Regions from separate parts of the Homo sapiens genome. Here region 1 is linked to region 2. A link is an interaction called in ENCODE POLR2A ChIA-PET data of the cell type or tissue named here. Cell type or tissue: PC-9. All regions are shown on one strand. Each heading gives the region's core, and the rest is flanking DNA. Links, peaks and the distances in the headings are about the cores only. Region 1 overlaps CRADD (CARD and death domain containing adaptor protein). Region 2 overlaps CRADD (CARD and death domain containing adaptor protein).

Region 1 (16,386 bases), core at 4,344-12,343, 75 kb before region 2:
CATTGAACCTTGGTTAAACCTCAGACTGTGTCCGTCTGTCAATTTTATAAATGATTGGGAGGAAGGCACTCTTGTGAGTTCTGGATCAGTAGTGATATAATTCTGTTTCTGTTTTTTGCTTTTTTAAATCTACTGCTACATAATAAACCACTCCAAAACTTGGTGCCTTAAAATAACCATTTTACCTTGGTCATGATTTTGTGGGTTAGGAATTAAGAAAGGGCTCAGCTGGGCAGTTTGTCTCTGATCCACATGGTGTCAGCTGAGGAATCTGGGGATAGGGGATCCACTTTTGAGATCTCAGACTCAGATGTCTGGTGCCTTGACTGGGGTGCGTGGCTCTGGGCAGGGGGCTTAGCTGGGGCCCAGCATGTGGTCTCTCCATGTGGCTTAGGTTTCTTTCAGCATGGGAGCTGGGTTTCCCAAAATGTGAGGATGGAAGCTTCAAGGCTGAAGGTTTCTCAGGATGTAGACTCATAAGTCCCAGAACACCAGTTCTCCTGCTTATTGGTCAAGTAAGTCACTAAATTCAACCCAGACTTGGGGTCAGGAGGGGGTCAGGGAGGGGAGTAGCATTATCCTTCACTTTTCATTGGGAGAAGAAACAAAGGATTTGAGGCCATCATTAATGGCTAGTGATGAGATCACATCAGAATAGCATTTATTTAATAGCAATTTATTACTCTCCTGAGGTTCAGGTGGCTTAAAGTGCAAATATTAGTAGGTAGTTCCATGTAAGGGAATCCCATTCCAAGTGGCACAGCCTTCATTTAGACAAAACTCTGATGTAATTCATTCTAGTCATTTGATGGATGGAGACTCTAAAAGTGGCATGAATATAATCTCAAAATATCTAGAAAGATGTCAGTCCTCTGAGTCATTGTGCAAACTAGTTTGTTGAGAGAGTTCAAAGGCATCATGGATCTTAACAGCTAGAAAAGATTCTAAGAGATTACATCATCATTATCACCTTCTGGAAAGATTTATTGAGCATCTGTTAGGTGCCAGGCCCTGGGAATACAGAAGAGAATATGACTGATTCTTGCCGTTGAGACATAGTTGAGGACATAGAATTGATACACAAGAGATGAATAGAAATCCATGGAATATAGACTAACTGGTAAATAAAAGTACAGGTGATAAGAGCACAAGAAGGAGAAGTAATCAATAGAGGCTTAGCTAGGGGCTGGGAAAGGCTGTAGGGACTTTCCGTCACTCCGAAAACATGAAGTCCAAAGTGGTGGCCATTACCTACAAGTCCCTTTGAGATCTGGATCCCTGTATCCTCTCTGATCCCCTTTGCTACCTCTCTTTTCCTCACTCACTGGCCTTCTTCCATGGAAGTATAGGCATTTGAGGATCTTTGCCACTTGCTCATTCCTCTGCCTGGAATGCTCTTTTTCCAGATATTCCCATAGTTTGCTTTCTCACTTCCATCAGATCTCTGGTCAACTGTGCTCTCCACCAGCCTTCTCTGACCACTCTATCTACTTCCTGTTCATCAACACATTTATCTCCATGAAGCCAGGGCATTGTCTGCCTTATTAATTATTGTATCCTGAGCACCTAGAGTAGTGCCTGGCATCATTGGTGCCCAACAAAATATGGTTGAATGTATGAATGAGTAAATGAATGCAGAATCTTGAAACAGGGTGTGCTTTTTGGGCTGATAGAACAAAGTAGTGTAAACTGGGTAGCTTATAAACAATAGAAATTTAATTCCCACAGTTCTAGAAGCTGGGAAGTCCAAGATCAAGGCACCAGCAGATTAGGTGTCTGGTGAGGGCCCATTTCCTGGTTCATAGACGGTACCTTGTTGTGTCTTCACATGGTAGGAGGGTCAAGATAGCTCTCTCGGGCTTCTTTTATATGGGTACCAATCTTGTTCATGAAGGCTCTGCCAAAGGTAAGATTTAGCAAAGTGGAGAATAGATGATATTGCTGGATGCCTGCAAGGCAGAGTGAAAGAGAAGCAGAAAGTTACATAATATATTCATAGATCATGTGCATCAGCTCTCTGACACCAGGGGTCCTTATTTTACAACTCTGAGTCCTGCAAACCATTTTGCGAATATGTAAGCATTGTAATAGGGCTTGCACAGGAAGTGATTTATTTTTTTCTTTATTTTTAACTTTTATTATAGGTTTGGCAATACATATGAAGGTTTGTTAGGTAGGTAAACATGTGTCACAGAGGTTTGTTGTACAGATTATTTCATCACCCAGGTATTAAGCCCAGTACCCAGTAGTTATCTTTTCTGCTCCTCTCCCTCTTCCTACCCTCTCCCCTCAAGTAGACCCGAGTATCTATTGTTTCCTTCTTTGTATTCATATGTTCTTACCATTCAGCTCCCACTAAAAAGTGAGAACATGCAGTATTTGGTTTTCTGTTCCTGAGTTAGTCTGCTAAGGGTAATTAGCCTTCAGCTCTATCCATATTCCCACAAAAGACATGATCTTATTCTTTTTTATGGCTGTGTAGTATTCCATGGTGCATATGTACCACATTTTTTAAATCCAGTTTGTCATTGATGGGCGTTTAAGTTGATTCCATGTCTTTGCTGTTGTGAATAGTGCTTCGGTGAACATTCATGTGTGTGTGTCTTTATGGTTGGATGATTTATATTCGTCTGGCTATATACCCAGTAATGGGATTGCTGGGTCGAATGGTAGTTCTGCTTTTAGGTCTTTGAGCCATAGTACTTTCCACAAGTGGTTCATTTTAACTAGAATAGCTGGTTCATGACTGGTGGCAGTTATTGGAGAACTTGCCTTTCTTGAAAAATATTCTGTACTATACCATTTCTTTGTCTTTTCTCCTGCTCATATTTCTGTCTGGAATATCCAGCTTTTTGTATTGACCTGTTGAAATTCCACATGAATGTTCCAAAATATAGTGACTTAAAACCACAGTTTATTATTTCTCACAATTTGGTGTGTTGGCTGGGTTCAGCTGAGTGGTTTTCTGTTCCATGTGGTGGTGTCTGCTAGCATCACTAATACAGCAGATGTTTTCAGTTTCAGAACTTGGCTGGACTAGAATGCCCAAGAAAGCTTTACTCTCATGTTTCCTGTTGGCTGTGCACTAGAGTTCCTTAGTTTTCCTCCATAATATCTCATTTCCCCTGGTATCTAGACCAGCCACCTTACAGCATGGTGGCTGGGTTCCAAGTGTGAGAATAAGGAAGCTTTTACTTCATTTTCCTTTTCCTTTTTTTTTTTTTTTTTTGAGACGGAGTCTTGCTCTGTTGCCCAGGCTGGAGTGCAGTGGCACAATCTTGGCTCACTGCAACCTCTGCCTCCTGGGTTCAAGCGATTCTCCTTCCTCAGCCTCCCTAGTAGCTGAGATTACAGGTGCACACCACCACACTGGCTAAATTCTGTATTTTTAGTAGAGATGGGGTTTCACCATGTTGGCCAGGCTGGTCTCGAACTCTTGACCTCAGGTGATCCACCCACCTTGGCCTCCCAAAGGGCTGGGATTACAGGCGTGAACCACCATGCCTGGCCAGCTTCTATTTCTCTTGAAGCCTAGATCTAGAACTGGCACATCAGTTTCATCACATCCTATTGGTCAAAATGAGTCACAAGGCCAGCCCAAATTCAAAGGGAGGGGAAGTAAATGCCCCTTCTTGATGGGATAGTTGGGATGCGCAGACAGGGATAGGAAGAATGATTAGTGGTGAAGTTTGCTGACAGTCCTCCTCAGTATGCTTAGATATTTGTTAGCATTATCTTTTCAGTAAAAGATAGGTATTATTAGTGAAGTCCAAGGCCTTTGAGTATTATTTGAACCCTTTGGTTTTGAGCTATGAATTGTTTATAGAGTGAATTGCTTGAACATTTTGGGCTTTATTGAGCCACAGCTGAAGATGATCATTGATTGACTGCCCCCCTCCACCCCACCCTCCCACCCCCGCCTTTTTTTTTTTTTTTTTTTGCTTTACTTGCCATTCATATTGTGTTGTACATGTTCCTCTGGGTATATTAGAGGTTGAAATCAAAAGCCAAAGGAATCTGAAGGGGGTCCTCAGCTCTTCTCTGGGTCTTACTGTAACCTAGAGCAAGTGACTCCATCAGCAGGACAAGTAAACTCAGGAAAAGAAGCAAAAAGGAAACAAGCCAGTTGCTCTGGGCTGAGATAATGTTAAATGGCAGAGGGAAGCTTGAGTTACTCAACTGCTGCTTGGCTTCCATCTTCACTGTCCTTGTTTCTCTGATTCAATTCTTGCTTCCTACAGTTGATTTCCCACATAGGCAAGCAGAGGGATCTTTTAAAAATGTAAGTCAGATCATGTTATTCTCCAGCTTAAAAACCCGAGGGGGGATTTCATTGTACTTGTAATAAAATCCAGACTCCTCATCATAAATTAGCTCCCACTCTTGCCTCTTTACCTCTTCTCTTACTCTTCTCCCCTCCCTCTTTATCAGCCACATTTTATTTCTTTCTGTTCCTTGAGCCCTTGAGGTTCATTCTGCCAAATTCATCCCATTTTAGGGGTTTTGTACTTGCTGTTCCCTCTCTCTGGAACACTCTGACCCTAGATCTTTGTGTGGCTGGTTCTTCATTCAAGCCTCAGCCCAGAGGACCTCATAAAAACCTTTTGTACCCTCCTAGACTCTTTTTTTTTTTTTTCTGGAGACAGAGTCTCACTCTGTCCCCCAGGTTGGAGTGCAGTGGCACAATCTCAGCTCACTGCAACCTCCACCTCCCCAGTTCAAGTGATTCTTGTGCCTCAGCCTCCTGAGTAGTTGGGATTACAGGCGTGAGCCACCACTCCTGGCTAATTTTTGTATTTTTAGTAGAATTGGGGTTTCACCATGTTGGCCAAGCTGCTCTTGAACTCCTGACCTCAGGTGATCTGCCCACCTCGGTCTCCCAAAGTGCTGGGATTACAGGCATGAGCCACCACACCTGGTCTCCTAGACTCTTAACAGTGCACTAGACACTCGCCCTCTCACAGTTCCTATGTTCTGTTTTTTTCTAGCACTGACTGTTCTTTTTCTCTATTTTCTCATGTATAAAGGTGGGGTTAATGAAAGAGGTACATACTTCGTAGAGTTGTTAAGAGGATTAAACTAGTTACTATTTAGAAGAGTATCTGGAGCATGATATTGCTCTCAAATATAGCTTTATTGTTATATCATTCTTTACTACCTGAAATTGTCCTGCTTAGTTATATGCTAGTTTATTGTCTTTCACTTATTGCTAGTGTCAGCCTTTTGCAAGCAAGGACAGCATTTACATATCTTTTTTACAGCTCATCCGTATTCCTAGTGTGTTGTCATACACAGTAGGTCCTTGACAAGTACTCGTAAAGTCAATAAATGAAAGGCAGGAATATTTATTTTGAACAGGCCAGAAAAAACATTAGTAACATTAAATTAAAGCTTGCGAAAGTTGAATGGATTGTAAAAGATTGTTTAGTTGTTCAAAATGGGTTTTGGATTTTTGATCCAGAAGCATTCTGTTCCAGGACACTGAAAGAACCCAGGGATAATTCATTGTTAATTTTTATTTTTATGGAATTTTGAAGAGTGAGAAATTGTTGGAATTATGAAGACAGGTAAATGACATTCTGATTTTCGAGAGTGAGGAATGTGGGCTTAAAAACTGTAGACTAGGAGCTTTATGCTACTTGTGGGCAGAATTCTAGAATGGGTTATTAAAAGGATGATTTGTGAATGCTTAGGACAGTGTTGTTTAGTGGGAAAGTGGAGCACCCTTAGAGAAAAGAGGCCTGGAGAAATGAATTGATTTTTTTTTTCAGGTGACTACTGAGCTTGGTGGCAGAATTGAGAATAAAGACTCCCTGACTTCAGACCAGTGTTCTCTCTGTTCCAGTAGTGTTTTCAATCTGGGACCATAGAGCTGCTCAAATTCAAGCAAAATAGAATCTTTTTTGTGTGTGTCTTTATTTTGAAGATCGTTTTTTTTTAAAGCCATTTTCAAAAACAGTTTTTCAGTTGGGGTACATTGACCTCTGAAAGTTCTAGGACACAGTCTCAGGAGCCCATGAGATTTAGTTCTCCTTCCCACCACTTCAAAAGAGGTCTGTGCGGTACTCTAGGTTCAGAAACTTGGCACCATGATATTTTGCCAGTTTATCTTATTAACTGAATGCTGTCTGTAGTGACTCTGCAGAAAACAGTGTTATGTTCTTCTGTCAGACTTGTGCTGTTCAATATGGTTGCACGTAGCTATGTGTGGCCATTGAGCGTGAAAATGTGACTCCTGTAAGTTGATTATAGACTACCATGTAATATAGTCACCCCTCAGTGTCCGAGGGGTATTGGTTCCAGGACCCCCTGCACATACCAAAATCCACAGATGCTCAAGTTCCTCATATAAAAATGGCATCGTATTTTTATGTGATCTACATACAGCCTCCTGTATACTTTAAATCATCTCTGGATAATTTATAATACCTAATACAATATAAATGCTTTGTAAATAGTTGTTATATTGTTTGTTTGTTTTCTTAACGTTTTTTTTAATGGTTGTATTGTTATTGTTTATTTAAAAAATATTTTCAATTCAAGGTTGGCTGAATCTGCATATACAGAACCTGGGGATACAGAGGGCTGACTATATCATACACATTAGATTTCAAAGACTTAGTATGAAAAAATAATGTAAATATCTCATGATTTATTTTGAATATCTGTTGAAATGATATTTTTGATATATTGGGTTACATAAAATATATTAAAATTAATTTCATCTGGCTTTTCCTTTTTAAAACGTGGCTACTAGACAATTTAAAATTATATATGTGACTGGCATTCATTAGAACTTGACACCTCTCTCAGGAGGAAAGGTGGAAGGAACTGGTGGATATCACTGTGCAGATGAGGTGATATGACAGCTGCCTTCAGCTCTTTGGATGGCTCTCATTCGTAAAAGAGATTCTTTCTGTTCTGTGTTTCTCAAAAGGTCGAACGAAGACATAGAAAAAGCAAGTTAATGTAAGATAGACCCTTCTAAAATAGTTGTCCAAAGAAAATATAGGCTCCTTCTAGAGATAATGAATTCCTTGTCACTATACATAATTCAAGAAGAGGCTAAATAGCTGCTTAATGAGGTTGTTTAGAGGGAGATCAGGTGGTTAAAAGTAATGCCTTTCCAATCCTGAGAATTTGTGACTTGATGAAATTGGGCAAAGGGCTGATTTTACAGCTACATGAAATAAATGGATTCCGTGGGCAGGAGAAGAAAGCATTTTATTTCACTCCCTGTGCTTTTCCTTTAAACTTTCACATGAGTATTTTCCAGTTGAGGAGCTTTTGCATTCTTGGTTACAGAAAGATGTTTGATTGTCTAATCCCAGGGAATCTGGTGAACAGTGTATCAGTTAGGAATGTGCTTGGCAACAAGTAAACAAACAAACAAACCAAAGTGACAATGGCAAATAAGTAGAGATTTATTTTAATCCTGTAACAAGAACTCTGGAGGTCAGCTGCTTCTGGCATTGATTCATTGGCTCAAAGGCATCAGAGCGAGTGTCTCTGCTATTCTCTTGGCCTTCCTTTTCCTCGTAGTAGCAAGGCAGTCACAGCTACCAACAGCACATCCGTAAGGCTGGAAGAGGCACGGAAGTTGCTCAGCCCCTACTGCGTCTGTCACTTTTTCTTGGGAAAAGAAGTAGTCTTTCCAGAAATCCTCAACACAATTCCTCTTCTGATTCATTGGGCAGAATTGTCTCATGGCCACTCCTTGGTACAAGGGAGGCTGCAAAGTGAATGTTTGCTCTTCTAGACTCTACGATTGAGACAAGACAGGAGGAGAAGGAGGTTGGGAATGGCATTTGTGTCAGCCAAAAAGAACAGGGTCTGCCGCAGATAGTTTTAGGTGTGACTGAGGGCACCACTCCCAAGTCAAACATCAAGTGCTTGGGAGTTGAGACATCATCCAATGTCCTTTTTTTATTAAAAAAAAAATTCTTTCACTAAGTGGTTTTAGCTGCCATTGATGATTGTAGCCTTGGATGAGTTTTATTAAACAATTCTTTCTTTTTAGAGAAGAAAAAATTGAGGACCCGAGAAGTTAACGCCTTTGATTTCTATTGAAATTACTCATAGGGTAAGAGTGAGAGTTCTTGCTTTGCCCTTTCCACCTTCCTGACTTCATCAGCAAAGAAGAGAATCTTGGTTTTATTTTTCATTATCTGCAAATGATATGTCCATAACAGTAGTTATTTGTCACAAAAATACTTCACAAGAACATTGGTAAACACATACAAATGTTAGCAGTTCTGAACAGGCATTTATTGTAGAGGAACCTGTTTATGATGAGAAATATGAAAGAATTGAGACAGTGGGCCTCTACCATAGAGGAGGGAAGAAACTAGTTGGGTGAAATTTAGTGTTAGGATGTTTTGTCAAAAAACTATTTTTGGGAGGCTGAGGCAGGAGGATGGTTTGAGCCCAGGAGTTCCAGACCAGCCTGGACAACATGGCAAGATTCCATATCTACAAAAATAAATAAATAGAAATTTAAAAAAATTTTTTTCATCTTTAGCATTAATGGCAAATATTTAGAGCTATATTTAATGGAAGTATATGTGAATTGGTGGTATAAACAGATTTTTCCAAACTCTTTTTACTTGTAATTTCTGTGGCTGTAACAACTTTTACTAGCCTCTTAGGAGTTTCTTAAATCCTTTTTCCCCATTTTCTTTGGTCTATGATAAAGAAGTAATCTGAAGTAGAAAAAAATTATTTAGGCTGGGCACAGTGGCTCATGCCTGTAATCCCAGCACTTTGAGAGGCTGAGGCGGGGGGATCGCTTGAGGTCAGGAGTTCGAGATTAGCTTGGCCAACATGGTGAAATACAAAAATACAAAAATTAGCCAGGCGTAGTGGCAGATGCCTGTAATCCAAGCTACTCGGGAGGCTGAGGCATGAGAATCGCTTGAATCCAGGAGGCGGAGGTTGCAGTGAGCTGAGATTGTGCCACTGCACTCTAGCCTGTGTGACAGAGCAAGACTCCACCTCAAAAAAAAAAAAAAGGAAAAAAATTACTTAGATGAGCTAATTTTTGAAGATGGTCTTATAAAGTTTATTTTTTATTAATACACTTTATTTTTTAGAGCAGTTTTAGATTCCCAGCAATATTGGGTGGAAAGTATGAAGAATTGCTATATACTCCCTTCCCCTGCAGATGCACAGCTCCTCCCACTGTCTACAGTTCCCAGGAGAGGTGTGACATTTGTTATCATTGATGAACTTATATTGACACATCGTTATTACCCAAAGTCCATAGTTTACCTTAGGGTTCATTCTTGATATTGTACATCCTATGGGTTGGGACAAATATATAACGACATGTATCCACATTTATGGAATCATACAGAGTATTTTCACTGCCCTAAAAATTCTCTGTGCTCTTGATTGTTCATCCCTCCTTCCACACAACCCCTAGAAACCACTGATTGTTTTACTATCGCCATAGTTTTGCGTTTCTAGACTACTATATCGTTGGAATCATGTAGTGTGTGGCCTTTGCAGATTGGCTTCTTTTACTTGGCAATATGCATTGAAGTTCCCCCCATGTTTTTTCATGACTTAATAGCTCGTTTCCTTTTAGTGCTGAATAATATCCCATTGTCTGGATATCACCGTTTATTTATCCATTCACCTACTGAAGGATATCTTGAATGCTCCAAGTTTTGGCAATTATGAATAAAGCTGCTTATAAACATCTATGTGCAGGTTCCTGTGTGGACATGCATTTTCAGTTCATTTAGGTAAATATCAAGAAGCATGACTGCTGGATCATATTTTAAGAATATGTTTAGTTTTGTGAAGAATTACCAAACTGTCTTCCAAAGTGGCTATACCATTTTGTGTTCCTACCAGCAATAAATGAGAGTTCCTGTTGCATCACACTATACCAGCATTTGGTGTTGTCAGAGTTTTGGATTGTGACCGTCTAATGGGTGTATAGTGGTATCTCATTGTGTTTTAATTTGTGTTTCCTTAATGATATATGATGTTGAACATCTTTTCACATACTTACTTGCCATCTGTATATCTTCTTTGGTGAGATATCTGTACAGGTCTTTGGCCATTTTTTAAATCAAGTTGTTCATTTTCTTGTTGAATTTTAAGAGTTCTTTGTCTATTTTTGGTAACAGCCCTTTATCATATGTGTCCTCTGCAAATATTTTTTCTAGTCTAACTCATCTTCTCATTCTCTTGACAGTGCCTTTCACAGAGCACACTTTTTAATTTTAATGAAATCTAGCTTATCAATTATTTCTTTCATGGATTTCTGCCTTTGGTGTTATACCTAAAAAGTCATCACCATACCCATAATAACCTAGATTTTCTCCTATGTTATCTTCCAGGAATTTTAAAGTTTTGTGTTTTACATTTAGGTCTGTGATCTATTTTTAATTTTTTTAGAGTTTCGCTCTGTTGCCTAGGCTGGAGTGCAGTGGCATGATCTTGGCTTACTACAACCTCCGCCTCCTGGGGTTTAAGCAATTCTCCTGCCTCAGCCTCTCAAGTAGCTGGGACTACAGGCATGCACCACCACATCTGGGTAATTTTTGTATTTTTAGTAGAGATGGGATTTCACCATGTTGGCCAGGCAGGTCTCAAACTCCTGACCTCAAGTGATCCACCCACCTTGGGCTCCCCAAGTGTTAGGATTACAGGTATGAGCCGCCGCACCCTTCCTGTGATCTATTTTGAGTTAACTTTTATGAAGGGTCTAACATCTGTGCCTGGATTCTTTTTGTTTTTTTGCACGTGGATGTTCAGTTGTTCCAGCACCATTTGTTGAACGGACTGTCTTTGCCCCATTGTATTGCTTTTGCTCCATTGTCAAAGATCACTTAACTTTGTTTATGTGAGTTTAGTTTTGGGTTCTCTGTTCTATTCCATTCATCTATTTGTCTGTTCTTCTACCGATATCACACTCTCTTGATGACTGTAGCTGTACATTAAGCCGTAAAGTCAGGTAGTGGCAGTCCTTAAACTTTGTCCTTTAACATTGAGTTGGCTGTTCTGGGTCTTTTGCCTCTATATATAAACTTTAGAATCAGTTTGCCAGTATCCACAAAATAGTGTGCTGGGATTTTTGTTGGGATTGCATTGAATCTATGAAGTTGAGAATAGCTGACATTTTGACAGTGTTGAGTCCATGAACATGGGATATCTGTTTATTCAATTCTTCTTTGGTTTCTTTCACCAGTTTTGTGGTTTTCCTCATATAGATCTTGTACGTATTTTATTAGATTTATACCTAAGCATTTTGATCTTTGGGGGGGTGCTAATGTAAATGGTAATGTGTTTTTAATTTTTAATTTCACTTGGTCATTGCTGGTATATGGGGAGGTAATTGACTTTTGTATATTAAACTTTTATTCTGAATCTTCTTATAATTGCTTATTAGTTCCAGGAATTTCTTGTTTATTCTTTTGGAATTTTCTACATAGACAATCATGTCATCTGTGAAGAAGACAGTTTTGTGTCTTCCTTCTTAATCTACATACCTTTTGTTTCTTTTTCTTGTCTTATTGCACCAGTTATGACTTCCAATTTGATCTTGAAAAGCAGTGGTAATAACGGACATCCTTGCCTGGTTCCTGGTCTTAGTGGGAAAGTCTCAATTTTCTCTCTTTTTTTTTTTTTGAGACACGGTCTGGCTCTGTCACCCAGGCTGGAGTGCAGTGGTGTGAACATGGCTCACTGCAGCCTTGATCTCATGGGCTGAAGTAATCCTGCCACTTCAGTCTTCCAAGTAGCTTGAAATACAGATGTGCACCACCATGCCTGACTAATTTTTGTATTTTTTGTAGAGATGGGGTTTTGTCATGTTGCCCAGGCTGGTCTTGAACTCCTAGGCTCTAGCAATCTTCTTGCCTCAGCCTCCCAAAGTGCTGGGATTACAGGTGTGGGTCACTGTGCCTGGCTGACTTTCTCACTGTTAAGTATGATGTTAGCTGCAGGGTTTTTAAAAATATGTTTTTTATCAAGTTGAGGAGATTCCCTTCTATTCCTAGTTTGATGAAAGTTTTTATTATGAATAGGTGGTGAGTTTTGTCAAATGATATGATCATGTGATTTTTCTAATTAAGTCTGTTGATGTGATGGATTAGATTACATTTATTGATTTTGTATGTTGAACCAGCCTTGCATAATTGGGATAAATCCCACTTGGTCATGGTGTATAATTCTTTTTATACATTTTTAGATTTGATTTGCTAATACTTTTTTGAGGATTTTTGCGTTTATGTTCAAGAGAGACATTGGTCCATAGTTTTCTTTTCTTGTAATGTCTTTGGTGTTGGTATTAGGGTGATGCTGACTTCATAGAATGAGTTAGGAAGTATTTCCACTGCTTCTAGTTTCTGAAAGATATTGCAGAGAATTGTTACAATTTCTTCCTTAAATGTTTGATAGAATTTATCAGTGAACTCACCTGGGCTTGGTACTTTCTATTTTAAAGGTTATTAAATATTGATTCAAATGTTTAATAGATGCAGGCCAACTTAGATTGTTTATTTTTGTGTGTGAGTATTGGCAGATTGTGTTTTTCAATGAATTGTTCCTTTTCAGGTATGTTATCAAATTTGTGGGCATAAAGTTGTTTATAAAACTTCTTTATCCTTTTAATGTTCATGGGATCTGTAATGATGTTCTCTTTTTCATTTCTGATATTAGTAATTTGTATTCTGTCTCCTTTTTTCTTAGCCTGTCTAGATGCTTACTGATTTCATCTATCTTTTCAAAGAGCAAACATTGCTTTATTGATTTTTTCCATTGATTTCTTGTGTTCTCTTTCGTTAATTTCTGCTCTAATTTTTATACTTTTTTTTGCTTTTGCTTACTTTGGATTTAATTTGCTTTTCTTTTTCTAGTTTCTAAAGGGGAAAACTTGGGTTGTTGATCTTAGGTCTTTCTTCTTTCCTAATTTTTGCATCCAAATCCTATGCATTTCCCTTTGCTTTAGCTAGAAACTACAAATTTTGATAAGTTGTTTCCATTTTTATTTAGTTCAAAATATTTTTTTAAATTATCTTGAGAATTCTCTTACCCCTATGTTACTTAGAAGTGTATTGTTTTATCTCCAAGTACTTTGGAATTTTCCAGCTATGTTTTTGTTATTAATTTTTTATTTAAGTCCATTGTGATCTGACAGCAGATTTTATATGGTTTCTATATTTTTAAATTTATTAGAGTGTGTTTTATGGCCTAAAATGTGGTCTATCATGGTGAATAGTCCACATGAGCTTGAGAAAAATGTGTAATCTGCTGTTGTTTGATGGAATAGTCTATAGATGTCATTTACATACAATTGATTGATGTTGAGTTTATGTCCTTCCTGATTTTTTGCCTGCTAGATATGCCTATTTCTGAGGGATGCTAAGCCTCCAAATGTAATAGTGGATTCACCTCTTTTTTCTTACAGTTCTATCAGTTTTACCTCATGTATTTTAATGCTCTGTTGTTAGGCACATACACACTAATGATTGTTACGTATTCTTGGAATATTGACCCCTTTATCATTTTGTAACGCCTCTCTCTATCTCTGATAACCTTTCTTGCTCTGTAGTTTGCTATGTCTGAAATTACTGTAGCTACTCCCACTTGCTTTTGATTATTGTTAGTGTGGTATAGCTTTCTCCAACCATTTAAATCTACATATGTCTTTATATTTAAAGTGGACTTTTTGTAGACCACATATGATTGGGTTTTGTTTTTTGATCTACCTTGACAATTCCTGTTTTTCAATTAGTGTGTTTAGACCATTGGCATTTGAGGTGATTGTTAGTTGGGTATATAGTTGGATACCTACCATATTTGTTATTGTGTTTTATTTGTTGCCCTTGTTTTTTGTTTCTATTTTTATCTTCCACACTTTTTTGCCTTTTATGGTTTATTATTTAGTATTAAATCATTTTACATTATTCCATTTTCTCTTTTGTAACATATAAAGTATACTTGTTTTTAAAAATTATTTGTAGAAATGAAGTCTCAACTGTGTTGCCCAGGCAGGTCTCAAACTCATGGGCTCAAACAGTCTTCCCATCTTGGCCTCCCAAAGTGCTGGGATTAACAGATGTGAGCCACCATGCTCCTTTTTTTGTTTTTTTAAACTTTTTTAAAGTGGTTTCCCTAGAAGTTTGCTGTATATATTTACAACTCATCCAAGACCAATTTCAAATAACTCTGTACTAATACATGGGCAGTGTATTTCATTATAATAATGAAATATTCCTAATTTCTCCCTCCTGTCTTATGCTGTCATTCATTTCACTTATACGTTAGTGTATATAACTATATGTGTATGCACATACACAAACACACACACATATATATATACACACACAGCCCTCCATATATGTGGGCTTTGCCTCCATGGAGTCAACCAACTGTGGATCAGAATATTTGAAAAATAAGGGATAATTGCATCTGTACTGCACATGTACAGATGTTTTTCTCTTGTCATTATTTTCTAAACAATACAGTATAACAACTATTTGCATAGTATTAGGTATTATAAGTAATCTAGAGATGATTTAAAGTACATAAGATGATGTATGTAGATTAAAAGCAAATAATGCATCATTTTATATAAGGGACTTGAGCATTCATGGATTTTGGTATCCACTGGGGGTGGGGCCCTGAAGCCAATCTCCCATGGATAATAAGGGACTACTGTACACATAAGCATACATAACCAAATACATTGTTGCCATTATTATTTTGAACAAACTTTGATCTGTTAGATCAATTAAAAAAATAAACATTTTTGTTTTACCTCCACTTACTCCTTCTTGATGCTCTTGTTTTCTTTATGTAGATCTTATTTCTGACCTAACATTATTTTCCTTCTCTCAAAAGAACTTCTTTTAACATTTCTTGTAAGGCAGGTCTACTGCCAACAAACTCTGTCAATTTTTGTTAGTCTGAGAAAGTCGTTATTTCTCCATCAGTTTTGAAGGATAGTTTCACAAGGTACAAGAATTCTAAGTTGGTGGGTTTTTTCTTTTCCTCTCCACACTAAATAGTTCACTCCACTTTGTTCTTGATTATGTGATTTCTGAGAAGGCAGATATAATTTTTATCTTTGTTTCTCTATAGCCAATTTACTTTTTTTCTCTGATTTCTTTCAGGAATTTTTCTTTATCTTTTACTTTTTGTAGTTTGAAACGATAGCCTAGGTATAGTTTTTGTTGGCATTTATGCTGCTTGGTATTCTCTAAGCTTCCTGGATCTGTGGTTTGGTGTCTGGCATTAATTTGGGGGCAATTCTCAGCCTATATTGTTTCGTATATTTTTTCTGTTTCTTTCTTTTTCTCCATCTAGTATTTCCACTATACCTATGTTAAACCTTGTATACTTGTCCCACAGTTCTTGGATATTCTGTTTTTCAGTCTTTCTTCTCTTTGCTTATCAGTTTTGGAGGTTTCTATTGATACATTCTTAAGCTCAGATATTCTCTCCTTAGCTATGTCCAGTCTACTAATAAGCCTACCAAAGACGTTCTTCATTTCTGTTACAGTGTTTTTGATCCTTAACATTTTTTTTTCTTAAGATTTCTATTTCTTTGGTTACATTGCCTATGTGTCCTTGCATGCTGACTATCTATTAGAGCCCTTAACAAATTAACCATAGTTGTTTTAAATTCCCTATCTGATAATTCCAACATCCTTGTCATGTCTGTTTCTGATGCTTGGTCTGTCTCTTCAAACTGTGTTGTTTTGCCTTTTAGTATGCCTTGTAATTTTTTCTTGATAGCTGGGCATGAATATGGGGTAAAGGGATCACTCTTAAGTAGGCCTTTAGTAATGTAGTGATAGAAGTGTGGGAGGAGAGGAAGTGAAACCATCTTTGCAAAAATTATGACCATGAGAAAAATTTTGGCATAGGAAAGTTATGGCAGTGAAAGAAATCTAACCTAACTGACTCCATGTTGCTTCTCACCTCCAAGCTGTTCCTATTCATTCCTGGGCATAGGCCAAACAAAATATAGGAGGAATTTACTTTATAGTTTAATTTTGAAGCAAAGATGATAACAGCCCCTTCCTGAGACAAACCCCCTCTTTGCTTAGGGATTAGACCATCTTTGTAAAACTGAAACGTTAGCCACAAGATTAGAAATTCTGGCTCAGGAGTCATGTAGCCAGAGGCCACAAGATTCCTAAACTTCCCAATTGCTCCTATAGATAACATCACTATTGTAAAACCTAAGATTGGTGTTTGAGGTATTTTTCTGACCCTGCATTCTGATGAACCAACCAGCTGGTGCCACCCAGACTGGTAAACTGGCTCATCTGGTCTTTTGGCCCGCACCCAGGAACTGACTCAGTACAAGAAGACAAACTTCGACTCCCTATGATTTCAACCCAACCAATCAGCATTCCCTAT
Region 2 (16,386 bases), core at 3,791-11,790:
CACTCATAGGTGGGAATTGAACAATGAGAACACATGGACACAGGAAGGGGAACATCACACACCGGGGACTGTTGTGGGGTTGGGGGAGGGGGGAGGGATAGCATTAGGAGATACACTTAATGCTAAATGAGGAGTTAATGGGTGCAGCACACCAACATGGCACATGTAAACATATGTAACAAACCTGCACATTGTGCACATGTACCTTAAAACTTAAAGTATAATTAAAAAAAACAAAAAGACTTAAGGGTGGGAGATGGAGCCTGCAGTGAGCTGAGATCACGCCACTGCACTCCAACCTGGGCAACAGCGAGACTCCGTCTCAGGAAAAAAAAAAAAAAAAGACTTAAGGGACCTGTAAACCAAATGCAGGTATGAATCTTGTTTGGAACTTGATTTGAACAACTGACTAACTAAAAAAATGCCTTTTTTTTTAAACAGGCAAAAATAAAACATACTCTGTTTATTACATGTTACTAAGGAATTACTGGTAATTTTATTGAGTTGGTGGTATTGTGAGTTTTAAAAGTCCTTATCTATTTAGAAGCACTTATTAATGAATTAATATGAGGCCTAAGACTCTTTAAAAAATACTCCTTCAAAAGAAAAAAAGTATGTGTATAGGGAAATACGTGAAATCAGAATGGTAAAATATAATAATTGTTGAAGCTTGGTGATAGGTTTTTGGGGGTTCTTTACACTTTCCTCTACTTTGTTATGTATGGAAAATTCACATAATAAAAACAGTCAAGTGTTCTATTTGAGAGGCAGAATTTTGGCAGAAGGCCTGGGTTATAACCCAATTTGTATAGCCTGGGGAGAGTCACTGCTACTCCCTCCTTTTTTGCCTCTTTCCTTTCCTTTTTACTTTCCTTCTATTTCTTAAGAAATCATTTGCTGGGCCACATTTTCCCCCAGGGACTGTCCTGGTACCATCAGCCTTCCAAGTTACAGGTATAGGTATTATTATTATTATTATTATTATTATTATTATTATTATTATTATTTTACAGATGAGGAAATCAAAGCAGAGAAGGGACTAAGTTTCTCACCCACAAATCCAGGTCTGCCTGTGTCCAAAATCTGAGCTCTTTTGTTTTATTTTATGCTGGCTCCCAGGAGTAGTCCTCTGATTTTATAATTTTTAAGTTTTTTTATTTTTAATTTTGTTTATGGATAAATTTTAAACAATGAGTAAATTAAGATAGATCAAGTGGAGTAGCATTTGTGTTTTTTGCATGTGAGAAAGATGCAAGGTATGGTTGTTACTGTAACAATTACAAAGATTTCATCAAAGGCAAGCAGTGATAAAAGCAAAATGTGTGGCAACTTTCTTCATATTCAGAAAAGAGTAAAAGCCTATAAATTGTAACTTTAAGCCATAAAATAACATTTATTTATGCTTGTTCTTCAAAAGCTTATATTTGATAATCTTTTTTGTTAGAAGTCGAAGCCTGAGAAAAATGGCTAATTTCATTTTTCATGTGTTTGTAAAATATTTTTAGGACTATCACAAGAAATTCCCTAAAAATGTCAAAGCAAATGAACAAGTGAAATTCTGCACATCCCTTGTGCCACTATTTTGTTTACTTACTGAAAAAATGACATTGGCTTTTGTAAAACCTGGGTGTGCTGGTGGGCATGTGCAGATGTGTCGCTGTCATCTGTCATGTGTCATGCTCTGGATGTCAGAACCAGACATCAGTCAGGGAAGAGAGTGAGTAGCAAGCCACCTCGCCAAACTCTTGCTGCAGGGTGCACGGGGTTCACATCCTCTGCTTAGATTTAGTGCGACTTTCCAAAACACCTGCAGTGCGGTACTTCATGGCTGGTCCCACGTAACAATTTATGCCCTAGAGATGTCTGACTAGATCTTAGGAAATTATACTAATGGTTCTGACGTTGTTTCCTTCAAGAATCGAGGCGCTAAATATAGTCAAGCTGAATGACAAAATTTTACTCACACTCAGGGCATGTCAGTGAGGGCATCAAAAATGGAAAAATAATAAATACTGCTGATATTTACTAAGTTTTATGGTATGACAGGCACTGCACTAAGTCTTTTGAATATCTAATCATGTTTAACTCTCAATGTCCCATTTTATAGCTGAGGTGGCCGCAGCACAGAGAGGTTAAGTGAGTTGCCCAAGGTTGCACGGTTAATAAATGGCAGAGCTGGGCTCTAAACCCAGGCCGTCTGACCCCTGAGCCTTTCCTCTTCTAACCACTGTGCAGTCTCCAAGCACCAGCAGAATGAAGTGAGCACGTGCTAATCCACAGCTGTCATGGTTTGGCCCTCTGTGGGCTTTCAGAGCACCTTAAAACCCTTTGTTCTGTGTCAGAGCTGTTTTTCAGCTTTGCAGATGTCTGAAGTCAAGCAGAAGAGATGGAGAGTCTGATAAAGCACACGTGGCAAATCTCTGGCCGAGTTGATATTAGAACACAGAGTCCCAGAGTGATTTACTGTCCAGGGGGAAAGCCAGTTGGCCTGGCTACCTTGCAAGACGGTTAAAGGACATAAGAATAGATATTCATTCAAGACTGTCAGAAAGAAAGTAGGTCAGCAATGAAATAAAAACAAATGTCAAAGAAACACCACTTTGGTATAAATAAAAAGTCGATTCTTCTTAATAAAGAGCTGTCTGTTCTTCATTAATTAGAAAAGTACAGAGCCTGCTTACTTTGAGATTCCAAAACCTCTTCAGGCACAACTCGTTATTAATTTGATCACTTTCCTCAAAAGAATGATATTTTGACAAATACAGTTTCTGGCTTCAGTCACATATAGAAACATTGGAATAAGTACAATGTTGTGTTTTGCTTTTTTTTTTAAAATAGGAACTATGTTTGATAATGCATATACTCCAAACACCTCTAAAAATAATTTTCAATTGGCAAGCTATTTTTTGGTGTATTTTCCTAGTCTGGGAGAGGAAGTTTTATCATTTAATTTGATAAACTTAGTACCTTTGAGAGAAAGGAGGAGAAAATTTTACCATCTTATGTGGTTGAAATATGCTTTAGTATTTACATAATTGAAAATGATTCAAACTGATTTCCTCTGACGAACATCCGAAATGAAAATAAAAATTGTGTCTACTCCAAAGGGTAGTGGCTTGAGTCACCCACTGGTATGTGTGACCTATGAGTCACTCACTGGTATGCGTCTTCCCGATCCCCTGGCCTATGGGTTAGAAGTCAAAGATGCTCCACTGGGGCTTCCTTTGTAGCTTCTTTTCCCCTTCAGTATTCAACCACAGCTACTGCTGGCAGCTCCTGGCAGAACAGGAATGGGAGACCAAGGAGAGGATATGTGGAAGCTGAGTGATTTATTTATAGGGGACTTTTGGCAAATGAAAGAAAATAGATGTGAAGTCTTAGCAGTTCCAGCATGTTCATCAGAAATGCAAGCTCATGATAGTCATTTCAAAGGGAATTGTGGAAGAATGGTGTTACCCTACTTCACAGGCCATTAAATCATATATATGTTTGGTTGCCAGTGAGAATCTGAGTAGCAGAGCAGACAAGAATAAGGACGTATGGGATCGAGGCCTGTAGCTTGTGACCATGAACAAGTCACGTGACCCTTTGGCCTTAAATTCACCATAAAGTCGTGTACTTGATCTCAGTGATTGTATCTTACTTCATCAAAATGGTATGATTCTAAATTCCTGTGGGATATACAGGTAAGACAGGACTGGTGGAGCATTAGGTTTGGTTTTTCCTTTAAAAGAAAGTGTTGGGGAGGCAGCAGGGAATAGCAAAGGTCACAGACTCAAAAGCATTAACTGCCGGGCCTATGAAGACACGAATGATGTAGGTTTGATATAATGGAGGTACAAATCCATGTTTTATGCAAAACCTCATATTTCTAAACTTTGGCAATTCATTCATGTTTATCAAATCACTGTTTTAGGCCCCCTTTGGCTGGCCAGTGGGCCCTCTGCTTTAGACTTCTGGAATAAACTCCACAGTTGAGAGATGAAGGACAGACCTGGATTCTAACAGACCTAAATTTGAACCTTAGCTCTGCCCTCTAAGGAATGTGTAAACGTATACATCTGTATTTAACTTCTCAAAGCTTCAAGTTTCTTTATCTGTAGAAATGAGAATGATAATACCTCTTTTGTAGGATTTCCTGAAGACTGCGGGTACTATGTATTAAGTATACATAGTAGGCACATCCTCAAAGGGAATTCCATTACCTTTTCTATGGAGGTAGATCCTGTATAATTTTTAAATTTTTGTCTTGATGGCCAGTTGCTCACAGTTTTTAAAAGTGTAGTAGATGCCAGCGCTTCTTTATAGATTCTGAAATCCCTTCAATTTACATTTTAGTTGTTTTAAAATAAAGATTTCTTTAAGAGACAACATTCAGAGGGATAAGTTTTCTACTTGCCAGTAGAGGTAGAAGGCAGTAAAACCAAATAGATCTGTCAGTTACTGTCTTGAGGTAGAGCCCCTAAAGCAATAAAACCCACCTTTGACAATGAGGAAACACGAGACATCATTTTCTCCTTAGGACAAAAGTCTAGTGAGTAATGGCCCTTCTGTGACTAATGGTAATTCTGTACTTTATTCCCATAGAAAATCTAATTTTGAAAACATTTGCTGCATGCCCTACTATGTACTAGGCACTATGCCAGGGGAATAATGTAAAGATGACCAAAACATAATGGAATTGTTGCCTACAAGTATGTTTCGGCTATTTAAGGATTTATATTGCAGTTTGTGCAAATTGTGTATGAGTCCACTTTGAGAGGTTATACATATCTTCCAATAATGTTGCTATTGCTCAAAATATCTTTGAAGTCTCTCTTTGGAATTTACTTTTAGAGCCCTTAGCACATTCTGCTGAAGATTTTTTTTTTTTTTTTTTTTTTTTACCCTAGTGGTATTTATTCTTAGAAGGTGGATTTGATGTCAGGGACTGGCCAAGAGTTGTTCATCACTAAGTCAGCCTCATGGGTGGTGGTTAAACTGGCTAGAGTAATTTTTCGTTAAAAACGAGCCAGGACTGTAAAGTAGTATGACAGGGTTTTTTTTTTTTTTTTTTTTTTTTTAATATCACATCAACTGATTGTAGAGAAAAAGATAGTTCCAAAAAGGCATTCTGCACATTTTTTGCCCCAAACCAGTATCACTGGAATATATTTGTAGCTCCCTAACAGGCTAACTTTGAAATAAGTGGTGCTCACATGTGCATGTGTTGTAGTACGTCTGCTGAACCTTGTACTTAACCTCTTAGCAAACTCAGTGTCTTTGTTTTTTCCTTTGAAATGTTGTTTTTTCAAGTTCAGGGATAGATTTTCTCCAAGAAAATGAAACAAATAAGATCCACTCTCAAAGGACCTTAATGGAAAGAAATACATGCTTATACCAAGTTCTTTAAAACTATCCAAACTGGAAAGGATTGCCTCATAGCTGACTGTGATTATTCTGCCATGATTTAGGGACAGATAATTTCCTATCAGCATGTTTAACATGAGAATTAAAGAGTTCTGTAGTGTGGCCTATTGACCTCATTTGTTCATTCCACAAACATCTTTTGGAGTCCACTGTATGGCAGGCATTATCACTTACCATGGTGAGGATGGTGAGGCCATGAGCATGCTTCACCTAAGGAAGCCTGATCTTCAAGAATGCAAACTCACTCAACAAGAAACTTGAGAGTAATTAATAGTAGTGTTGGTAATTATCCTGTCTTTTCCTTGTAGGATTATTTGGAGGTTGTGAAGTGGTAAGTCTCTTTATTGCATTTGAAATATGGCTCATCTCATGACCATTGGAATGTGTGTACGCTCTGGAGGAAACCCATCTCTGCCATGTCACCTGTATTAGTCTGTTCTTATGCTGCTATGAAGAAATACCCAACACTGGGTAATTTCTAAAGGAAAGAGATTTAATTGACTCACAGTTTCTCAGGCTGGGGAGGCCTCGGGAATTATGGTGGAAGGCACCTCTTCACAAGGTGGCAGGAGAGAGAATGAGTACCCAGCGAAGGGAGAAACCTCTTATAAAACCATCAGATCTCGTGAGAACTCACTCACTATTACGAGAACAGGATGGAGGAAACCATCCTCATGATTCAGTTATCTCCACCTTGTCCCTCTCATGACACGTGGGGATTATGGGAGCTACAATTCAAGATGAGATTTGGGTGGGGACACAGCCAACCCGTATCAACACCTGACCACAGTGTGTGTGGTCTCTGAGGCCCAGTGGTGGCTCTCAGAGCACCTCCTTAGCAAATGTACCACTGGACCCTTGTTAGAATGATGTTCTTGATTTTTTAAAATTTATTTTTGTCTCTTGACTATTCTTGATTCAGGAATGTTCTTGATTTTAAAGGGAGGGTGTGAGGTAGTTGTTGTCTAGTTGTCTAGATATCCTCCACCTGAGAACGCTGTCTGGTGTCATAGAAACAGCAATGGCATTGGGATCAAAAGACAAACTTTCCAGCCCCAGCTCTGCCTCTCTTTAGCAGTCTCCTGACCTATACAAGGTTCAGTTTTCCCACCATTTAAGGGAAACCAATACCACTGTTTTATTCACAGCACTCTTGTGGGAATCACAGGAGACAGGGCACGGGAGAGCCTTTGGGGAACTGTGGATGTTAGTCCCTGTCGTCATCAGCCTTTCCATAGTGGAGCCTGGGCTACTCTGAAATAGAAGCACCTCTCCTTCCTTTGGACCCCTGGAGCACTGTGTTCTACAGTTCTTAGCTCTTTTTCTGTGTGCATTATTTGTATGTCTTATCCTTGGTGGTCAACCACTTCAAGGTGAGAGACTGGGGTGGTGGTTCCTTTTTTTTATTTTTTAATCTCCCCTGCCCCATCTTTCTCTTTCCCACTTCCTATGTTGACTGACAAAATCTTCGTATTTCCCAGAGTACCAGAGTTTTTCTGTGAGAGGCTAGGTCAGTGTTTCTCCCCAAGCAGAGGCTAAGAAGTACCTGATGCAGTCATTTATTTTCAGAATGTGTGTAGCTTGCCTCCAGCGGATTGCCTGGGAAGCTGGAGATGTGCTTCAGGGGAAAGGTGGTCCATCCACTTTTCCTGAACAGGCTGTGCATGCAGCCTTGACATAGCCAACTCTGCAGGAGCATGAAAGAACTGAAGATACAGTATTCGACTTCCAGTATTTCTAATCACTTTAGAGACAGGATGACGATTGGTTTAGAAGAGCCAGGGGATGACTAAGGAGCACATGTAAAACAATAATGTTCAGTATAGACTTTAGTTTCTGATTTGAAACATTTTCTAAAAAATCATGTATCTTTAAAAAATTGGAAGCAGCTCAGTGTTTGCTGGAGATGAGGCATAGAGTGTGGTGGAAGGGAGGGATGACAAAGGGGCAGGCAGAGACTTTGAGGGATGAGGGGTGTGCACATCACCTTGCTGGTGGGGACTGTTTCATGGTTGGATACATGTGTGAAAGCATATCAAATTGCATGCTTTAAATATGTGCAGTTTCCTGTGTATCAAGTATACCTCAATAAAGTAGTTAAAAATGGTATACCTTTATTATGCTGAAAGAAGGGAAAATTTGGAAAGGAGATGTTTTTCTGTAGAAGATAGCTTCTAGAAAGGAAAATCAAACACAGTCTAAGTTATTCTCTGTTTTGTTCTCCTCCCTCCACAGATGTCTTGTTGTTTTGGGTCCTCTTATCTAAAATTTCACAATATGTGAAAGTAGCCTGAACTCTAAAGGTAGTAGTTGTGGTTTTGGGAAACTGTGTGTTCGTACTGCCTCTGTAAATGGAACACAAGCCTCTCCTACCCTCTGGGGAGCTTGTCACTTAGTACAGTTTTTTAGGAACTCCTAAGAAGTTTAAGTTCTGGCCACAGGTCCCAGAGTTAAGGATGTTGTCAACTCTGCTACTCATTTGAAAAATGTCTTGTGGAACCTATAGCCGCAGAAAGAGCTTTGTTTCTCTGGGTGAAAACAACATACATTATCATTTCTAATAACTTTAATGGATGCTGCTGCTTTCTTCTTTTTGGCCCCCAAGATACTCAGAGATAAACTTGAAACTCAACTATAGGTGGGGGGAGGGGGAAGGGATAGCTTTAGGAAATATACCTAATGCTAAATGACGAGTTAATGGGTGTAGCACACCAGCATGGCACATGTATACATATGTAACTAACCTGCACATTGTGCACATGTACCCTAAAACTTAAAGTATTATGATAATAATAAAAAAAAAAGAAACTCAACTAAAGCATGGTCTGCATACTTGTGTGTATATTTTCGCTGGTCTCAAATTTCTATTTATTTATAGTTTTCTGGCTTACAGTCTATATTTGTGTAATATTTATATGGTTTTATATGGTTCTTGATGGAAATCCCCTAAAATCCTTTTCGTAGCGAGTCAGAGAATGAAATCTGTGGTTTAATCCACTGGCTTTTCTTTAGGCAAGAGACAGCTGTGCTAGAAGAATGGAGGATTATAATAAATTTGAAAAACCAGAACAGTTCTTCAGGTAAGCATGATCTGTACTCCTGACCTTAGGAATTGACTCTAGGTCCCAGATTTTGAATTTCTTATGAGCATAATCATCTACTTAAAAAAATCACTTAATTAACAGTGATTATTGAGTATCTGCATCTCCTCCAAGAAATAAAATGCCATATACATGACACACACACACACACACACACACACACTCTTGATAGTCCTACAGATGACTAATCACTCCCCACCCCCCGACTTCCTGCCTTTTCATTCATACATTGGGGTTGGGATCTCTGCTACCACAGGAGCTGTTGCAGAGAAAAAGATTTTTAAAATACTATATTATGTAAATTAGTACAACCATTATGGAAAACAGTATGGAATTTCTTCAAAAAACTAAAAATGGAACTATCGTATGATCAAGCAATCTCACTACTGAGTATATATCCAAAGAAATTGAAATTGGTATATCGAAGAGATAGCTGCACTGCCATGTTCATTGCAGCATCATTCATAATAGCCAAGATAGAGAATCAACCCAAGTGTCCATTAATGGATGAAGGGATAAAGAAAATGTGGTGCATATACACACAATGGAATACTATTCAGCCTTGAAAAAAAGGAAGGAAACCCTGTCATTTGAGACAACATGGGCAAACCTGGCAGATGTTACGTTAAGTTAAATAAGCCAATAACAGAAGGACAAATACTGTGTGATTTCACTTGCACGTGGAATCTAAAAGAGTTAAACTCATAGAAACAGAGAGTAGAATGGTGGTTACCAGGGCTGGGGGTTGGGGTGGAGGGCAGGTGGAGGTGAAGTTAGTCAAATGTACAAAATCTCAGAGAGGAGAAATAAGTTTTGAGATCTATTGTACAGCATGGCAACTGTAGTAGTTAATAATAATGTTTACTTCAAAATTGCTGAGTAAATCCAAATGTTCACACCACAAAAATATAAGTACACGAGGTGATGGATATGTTAGTTAGTTGAGTTAGCTAGCTAACTAACCATAGGTATAAGCATAGGTATAAGCATATAAAAATACCACATTTTATCCCCTAAATAGATACAATTATTATTTATCAGTAAGAAATAATAATATAACATAAATACTATATTGTTTCAAAATAGAGGGAAGAAAACATGCAAATAGTCCTAATGGATTTTTTTTTTTTTTTTTTTTAGTCTCCAGGCTGGCTTCCAGACAAGGCTGTATGGTGGCCCAGACTGGTTGAATTTTTTCACTTAACTTTTTGTTGATCTGCCTTAATTTCCAATAACTAGAGATTCTGATAAGAACTTTAAGAATAGGAATACTTCTGAGAATCTTAAGATGTTATTAGCCATATATAAGTAACCATACATTTTATAAAAGCATTTTTCTCTTCACAATAGCTGGAAGTGGAACATCCTAGAGAATAACTCATTTTTGAAAAATAGAATGTCTTAGGGGAGAACTGGCCTGCTAAGTATTACAGGGGAGGACTCAGGACAAAATCAAGTTATCAGATACCTGGGGCTTAGAAAGCAAGGAGTTAGAAGGTAGAAGAGGCTTACAGAAAGGAGGAAAGAAGATGCTGGAGACCCTCTTTCATCTATTATAGAACATTTTCTATGGCTGGCCTGTATTCAGAGAAGGATACCTATCTTGCTGCTTTCTGCACCAAATAGTTCCAAGATCCAAAATTCAAGCTAGTGCTCTTAGTGAATAGTTTGGTTATATTACGGGTTAAATGGGTTTTCCTATAAAGCTAGCCACCATTTATGGTATTTAGATCTACCACTTAGGAAGATTTCAGTCATATTCATGATTTTCAGGTTGTCCTCTCTCAGAACCCTGGTGTCATAAACTGTAATAGTTGTAGGAATTGTTGTAGTGGATATAGCAGTAATATTTTCTATGGAAAAATATAGAAGTTAATATATGCCAGGTACTGTTTCAGTTATGGACACTCATTTAAATATATGAAGTAGATGCTATTATAATCCCCAATTACAGACGAGGAAACTGAGAGACAGAAAAGTTAGATAACCTCCCAAGGTCATGTAGCTACTAAGTAGCAAAGCCTTGATTTGAACCTGCACTCTCTAGATCCCATTTAGGCTCTTAACTGCTATACTGTCTTAACTGGATTGAGGTTTTCCATAAAATTAAAGTTTCCCCTGAATCCACAGAAAATGTTAACAATATATAGAATTTTCTGGATTTAATTTTTTTCTGTCTCAAATCTTTGTATCTAGGATCACAGATAACTGAAGATTGAACAAGTTGCAAATTTCTTAATAGTCACATATGTATCATTATATACTCAGAGTTTAGCCAGATAACCCACCATAAATTGCTAATGAAGCTTAATAATTTATAGTGAAAAAACAAAAATAGAATTGCAAACCATAAGCAACTCAAGACGTGCACGGGGGATTATGCATCCTTCCCCCAGTTTACAGAAATTGCAACCATCAGCATATGCGTTCCACATCAGTGCCAGGCATTGTGTGGCAATCAGACTTCTTATCTAGAAACTCTAGAAATGTACTACTTTTAGTAATCCTAAATAACTTACTTAATAAGCTATATTACTTAAGCTATATTATGCACAAATATAAAGCTAGAAAACAAAAGGTGAACTTGGACTTCCTCTATCCTTTATAAAAATGGAAGGACCTGTGCTTTGCTGGATTGGTTTGCTGTTCAGGTGGAAACCCCTCGTGGTCCATTCAGTGGGCTGTGGGCGATAGTTTGAGAATCCTGCTTTAAAGGAAGAATACAGTTCATACATTTTATTAAAGACAGTCTGCTAAAGTGATGGAGCTGGAATTTTCTCAGTGAGAGCACTGTATAACAGGGTTTTCTGTTTTCCTTTTTTCATAACAAATAGTACTTCTCACTTAAAAACAATTGTTCCTTACAATGATGTCTGGGATTTGCTTCAAAATAATCCTGTGGGTAAAGAGTTGGGAATGAGTTGGGGAATAGGTGGAAGAAGTGGGATGAGGGGCAGATAATTGTCAAAGCAAGTGACATGGGGCTTCATGATACTGTTTTCTCTACTTTTCTATATCTTTGAAAATAAAAAGTTAACAGCAACAACAAAAACCTTCCTTGACTACTATCCTACCTACTTCATTTCTCTGCTCTTGTTCACAGCAGAGCTTCTAAAAGGAACTCTCTGTATATCTCATTTGTACATCCTCATCCTCCATTATTTAAGCAACCCATTCACTTGGCTGTCCTCCCCACCAGCCAACTGAAATTACCTTTTTAAGGGTCCCCACCAATCACCATCTTGCCATATGGGGTGGTTAATTCTCTCTTATGTTACTTGACTTTCAGCAGCATTTGATGCAATAGGTCACTTTTTGTTTCTTGGAGCATTTTCTTTTATTGGCTCATGTGCACCCACATGTTCTCATTTCTTCTGCATCTTGCTGGTTTCCAACAGCTGACCTCTAGCTGTTGGAAAGCCTCCAATGCTTCATCCTTGGGTTTCTCTGTACTCTTTCTGAGTAATCTCATTGGGTCCCATTGCTTTAAATACCTTCTGGTTGCTAACTTAACATCTGTAGCCCTGACTTCCAGACTTGAATCTGAGAGGCATCTCAAATTTAATGTATCCAAATCATAACTCTTAATCCCAGCCTTACTTTCTTCCTTTCTTCCTCACCTCTTGGTACCCCCATCTCAGTAAATAACACTGTTATATATCTGGCTGCTAGAGCCCCGAACCTTAGGCATCACCCTTGATTGCTCTTTTTCCCTCATATCCCACATCCAGCCTATCACTATGACCTATTGTCATATCTCCAAATTTACCTGAATTCATCTACTTTCCTCTCCTCTCCTGCTACCATCCCAGTCCGAACCTCTGACATCTCTCACTGGACTTCCATATCACCTCCTAATCCATCTCTGCCTCTGTGTTTGCCCCTGGCAGTCCATGGAGAGACCAGCCAGAGTGGTCTCTTTAAACTGAAGTGCCACTCCCCCACTTAAACTCACCCATTGGCATCCCATAGCACTTAGAAGGAAAGCCGAACTCCTTTGTGATGTACCTGCTGCCTATGTCTGCCCCACCCTGCCAGGACTCACTACTGCTGTCACACAGATCCCTTTTCTGTTCTTCAAATATACCAAGTGGGAGTCTTACCTCAAAGCCTTTGCAGTTCTCTTCTCTCTCCCTGCTATACAGATCACCATAAGGCTGGCTTCCTCTTACTACCTAGGTTTCGTCTTAAGTCACCTCCCTAGAGAGGTTTGACCTGACCACCCTATGTAAAGTATTCATATAACCCCAGGCCACACTCTATCTCATAGCCCATTTTATTTTAATTTATGTAAAGCATTTGTGTTTATGTATTATTTTTTTGCCCCTACCTATAAAGTCCAGAAGAGCAGCTACCTTGTTTGTCTTGTTCAGTGCTGTATCCCTGGCACCTAGAACAATGTCTGGAACATATAGAAGGTTAATGTTTATTGCATGAATAAACAAATGAATTACTTTGTTTGTGATTTAGGATCAAGGAACTTTTCCCCAAAGGCGAATCTGTGCAGTTTTATCCCACGCTTCTTCCCCATCCCTAAGTTCCTGCTCATCTGGACTGTGTGCTTGCAAACTGTGTAAAGACTTGTTCAACATTCTTAAATAGGTTAAAGAAGTACTGCACTTTGGGCTCTTTGTCATTTTCAAGTCACATTCTATCCTGGGCACCATCCGGAGGGGTCTTGTCCAGTTTCCTAGTTTCTCAGAAAGGAATATTTCATGGCTGCTCGCACGTCCTCTTCCCTTACAGTATTTGGACTTTACACCACTCATTGGCAGAGCCAAGGCCTACCCCATCTGAGCAAAGAGCAACAGAGATCTGTTGGCTCCATTCACTCCTTTGCTCTAAGACTCACTTGTTTCTTCTTATCTTTTCCCAACTATTTTTAGTTGTCAAATTGCTCCTTTCTTTCCCTTTCCCATCTATTTTTCTTTTCCTGTGGAAAACAACCCATATATTTCTAGTTTAGTCAGATTAGCTGCTAGGAAGGCCCTTTCTCAAGCTTATTTATATAACGAAAAGCTATACCCAAATCCTAATTTCATGTGACAATTGAGCAGCCTCTTGTAAAATAGCTAGAACAAGGGCAAGGATATTAATTTGGCTCTTGGACTGAGACACACTAGGGATGTCCCAGGGATTTGAACAATTTCTAATCTTCTCAGAGGAGGGCATAAGGAAATTCCTAACCAAGGTGAAATCTTTTGTCACATCCTAGAGTAGATAAGTACTTCAAGAATCTTCTAGACTGGGGATAAGTTGGAACTGCTAAATATTATCTACTTATCTAATGCATGTAATAATAGCTATCTATGTCTATTTTATCAAGTAGCTGGGAGGATAAGTTTGGTTTTTTTTTCAAGGACTTTTGAGCTTTTTCTTCAGGTAATATATCTTAAGGGAACACTTTATATAAAGCTAAGCCATTGGGAAATTTTTTCTGCCATAGCCAACAGTTTTGTAATTAACATTCCTTTGCATGGTATAAATACAAATCTGTTCTTTTGTCAGGATCATTCTTTATGAACTACCATATAAAAGTCATCTGGGCTGGGCACGATGGCTCACACCTGTAAACCCAGCAATTTGGGAGGCCAAGGCAGGTGGATCACTTGAGGTCAGGAATTCAAGACCAGCCTGGGCAACATGGTGAAACCCTATCTCTACTAAAAATACAAAAATTGGCAGGGCATGGTGGTGGGCACTTGTAATCCCAGCTACTTGAGAGGCTGAGGCAGGAGAATCACTTGAACCCAGGAGGCAGAGGGTGCAGTGAGCCGAGATCACGCCACTGTACTCCAGCAGGGTGACGAGCAAAACGGTGTCAAAAAAAAAAAAAAAAGCCATCTGGATAATACATATTCTTTATTAGTATTAAGTATTTACTTTTAGATCAATGAAAACATTTCTATGGGGCTAGACTTTTCCTTGTCAAGATTATAATTTTTCTTATGAGTTTTTACCTGAAACCCCTATTTTCTAAGACCCCATGGTTAATGAGTCTCTTTGACATTAATCATTTCAATTTTGCTGGTTCTGATGACCCTGTGCTATCTATTAGAGCTCTAACCCTTTGCAAACCTCTCTTCTGCCCTTGTCAGTGTCTCACGTGCTCACGTGCATCTTAGGCTGGATATCACGTGGCACATCCTGGTACCACCTCTGCTGCTTTCACTGGCCACTGTTGCATCTGTTTGGTGCAGCTGCTTCCTCCACTGGGACCAACCCCTCCTCTTCCTTACAAATATTCGGAGGTGGGGAAAATGGAAATGCTATCATTAGAACATCTGGCATCAGAATTTGCTTTATGAAGAAAATAATCTTGGGGGAAAACACTTTGATGAGTGCTTGCGGAAGAAAAGGAAACCCCAAAGGCCTGGGTATTGGGAGAGCTGCTTTGTGTAAGCCAAGGGCAAGCATTTACTGGTTGCTTTGAGAGTGAGGGGAACACATGAGAGAAAGAAAGAGAGGGGAGGGTGGAAGAATGGCAGGCATCAACTAAATGGCATAAAATTGTGGGGAGGGTCTTGATGCACCTGTTCCTCATGGTCTCCAGACTTTTCTGTGAAGTACAGCATGTAGTGTGGAGTGGATTTCAGGGGGTGAACTTGGAGATGCGTTCATTCACATCACAGTCAGTGCAGGTAGTGTAGAGACAACAGTCATGGGAAAGGGAGCCCAGGAATGAAGGAGGCCCTGAGAACATCATCCCTCACCAAAATGTTAAGACGGGTTTTGGGTTTCCAGAAGCTATAGAGTTGGTGGCAGTTTGAGCCAATTTTTTCCTACATCTTGAAGGGCAATAAGAATCCCACATAATGTCTGGGCCACATCTTGGTGGTACCTGGTATAACTTTGCCAAAAGAATTTTAAAACCACCGCAATAGGTAACTCAACTGCTGGTACTGTATTTTATGTGTGCTTGGTATGTTTATATGTCTTTAATTCTATTACAATTTTTTTATTGCACAAAGAACATTATAACAATGCATAATTATATATCAATAGCAATATTAAAAATAAAGACAAAAGGACACATTCAGCCAAATGTGCCTTCAGTGTCTGGCAGGCAAGTATGGCGTAGAAAGGGCAATAAGAGGCAGTTCCTGCCTTTAGGGGGCTTCCAGGATCGAGCCTGCAGTCCCAGCACCCTATTGAATCAACTGTTTCTGTTTTTCCATTTTAGTTGTGTCACTCAGGCTTTGGGTGATTTATTAAGAGAACCAATAAGATTTTGCTCAAGATTGGAAACAATCTCTTTCCACATCATTTAAGCCTCAGTTGAAGCTTCATTTTCCTCCTTCAGCTTCACCTGAGACTCCTTCTGGCAAAATCCCGCTGCTCCTCCTTGATCCTGTAGTTTTCTCTGTTTTAACCCTTGGAACATGATTTATAATTCGTGGGATGACTTTTTCTTTTTTCCCAGGAAATGATACCTTTCTTGAAGGCAGGAAACTGTGTTTTGTCTGTATTTTGTGAATCCCCACAAATATTTGCTGGATGAATGTTCTTGGGGACACTGCCCTAGATATAGTAGAAGCAGAAGTATTTCTCGGTTTTTGTGTTTTTTTCTGGAATGAAGGGTAAGGTGAAGGGTTATAGACAGAAATAAGACTGATTGAGTCATAATTGCACCTTTGTCAGTCACTCTTGTAAGAATTTTACATATGTTACACTTCACTCAGTCCTTATAACAACCCTATGAGATAGCAATTATCAGCTCCTCCCTCCTCTCCATTTTAATCATGACCTCTCAGAAACAGAGAGGTCAAGTGACTTACTCAAAGTCACAGCTAGTAGGTGGCAGTTAGATCTGAACTCAAATAGGCTCCAGAGACTGGGCTCTTGACCATTATTCTTCCTTTCCAAGGTTGGAAGA

The links. Peaks named below come from ENCODE experiments on the same cell type or tissue, not always from the same donor. Only the 100,000 strongest peaks of a DNase experiment are listed, where the experiment ranks them.
Region 1: POLR2A ChIA-PET joins it to region 2 with 7 read pairs; 2 of 35 experiments call an interaction of 5 or more read pairs at or near these places.

Annotation. Positions count from the first base shown.
Region 1 is chr12:93,707,135-93,723,520 of GRCh38, forward strand. The region is part of intron 2 of CRADD (CARD and death domain containing adaptor protein); the gene reads left to right. It overlaps CRADD-AS1 (CRADD antisense RNA 1), which reads right to left. Exons shown (of 3, transcript NR_110092.1): 3 at 657-1,949. Among named protein-coding and RNA genes, the nearest start is that of CRADD-AS1, 22 kb to the right of the region's middle. In PC-9, for the core only: no CTCF peak of the experiment used is centred there; a DNase peak (open chromatin) is centred at 7,387.
Region 2 is chr12:93,782,268-93,798,653 of GRCh38, forward strand. All of the region lies in intron 2 of CRADD (CARD and death domain containing adaptor protein), which reads left to right. Among named protein-coding and RNA genes, the nearest start is that of CRADD-AS1, 53 kb to the left of the region's middle. RefSeq lists a silencer at 2,186-2,480 and enhancers at 2,298-2,797, 2,810-4,009. In PC-9, for the core only: no CTCF peak of the experiment used is centred there; a DNase peak (open chromatin) is centred at 8,694; H3K4me3 peaks cover 411 bases; H3K27ac peaks cover 1,691 bases.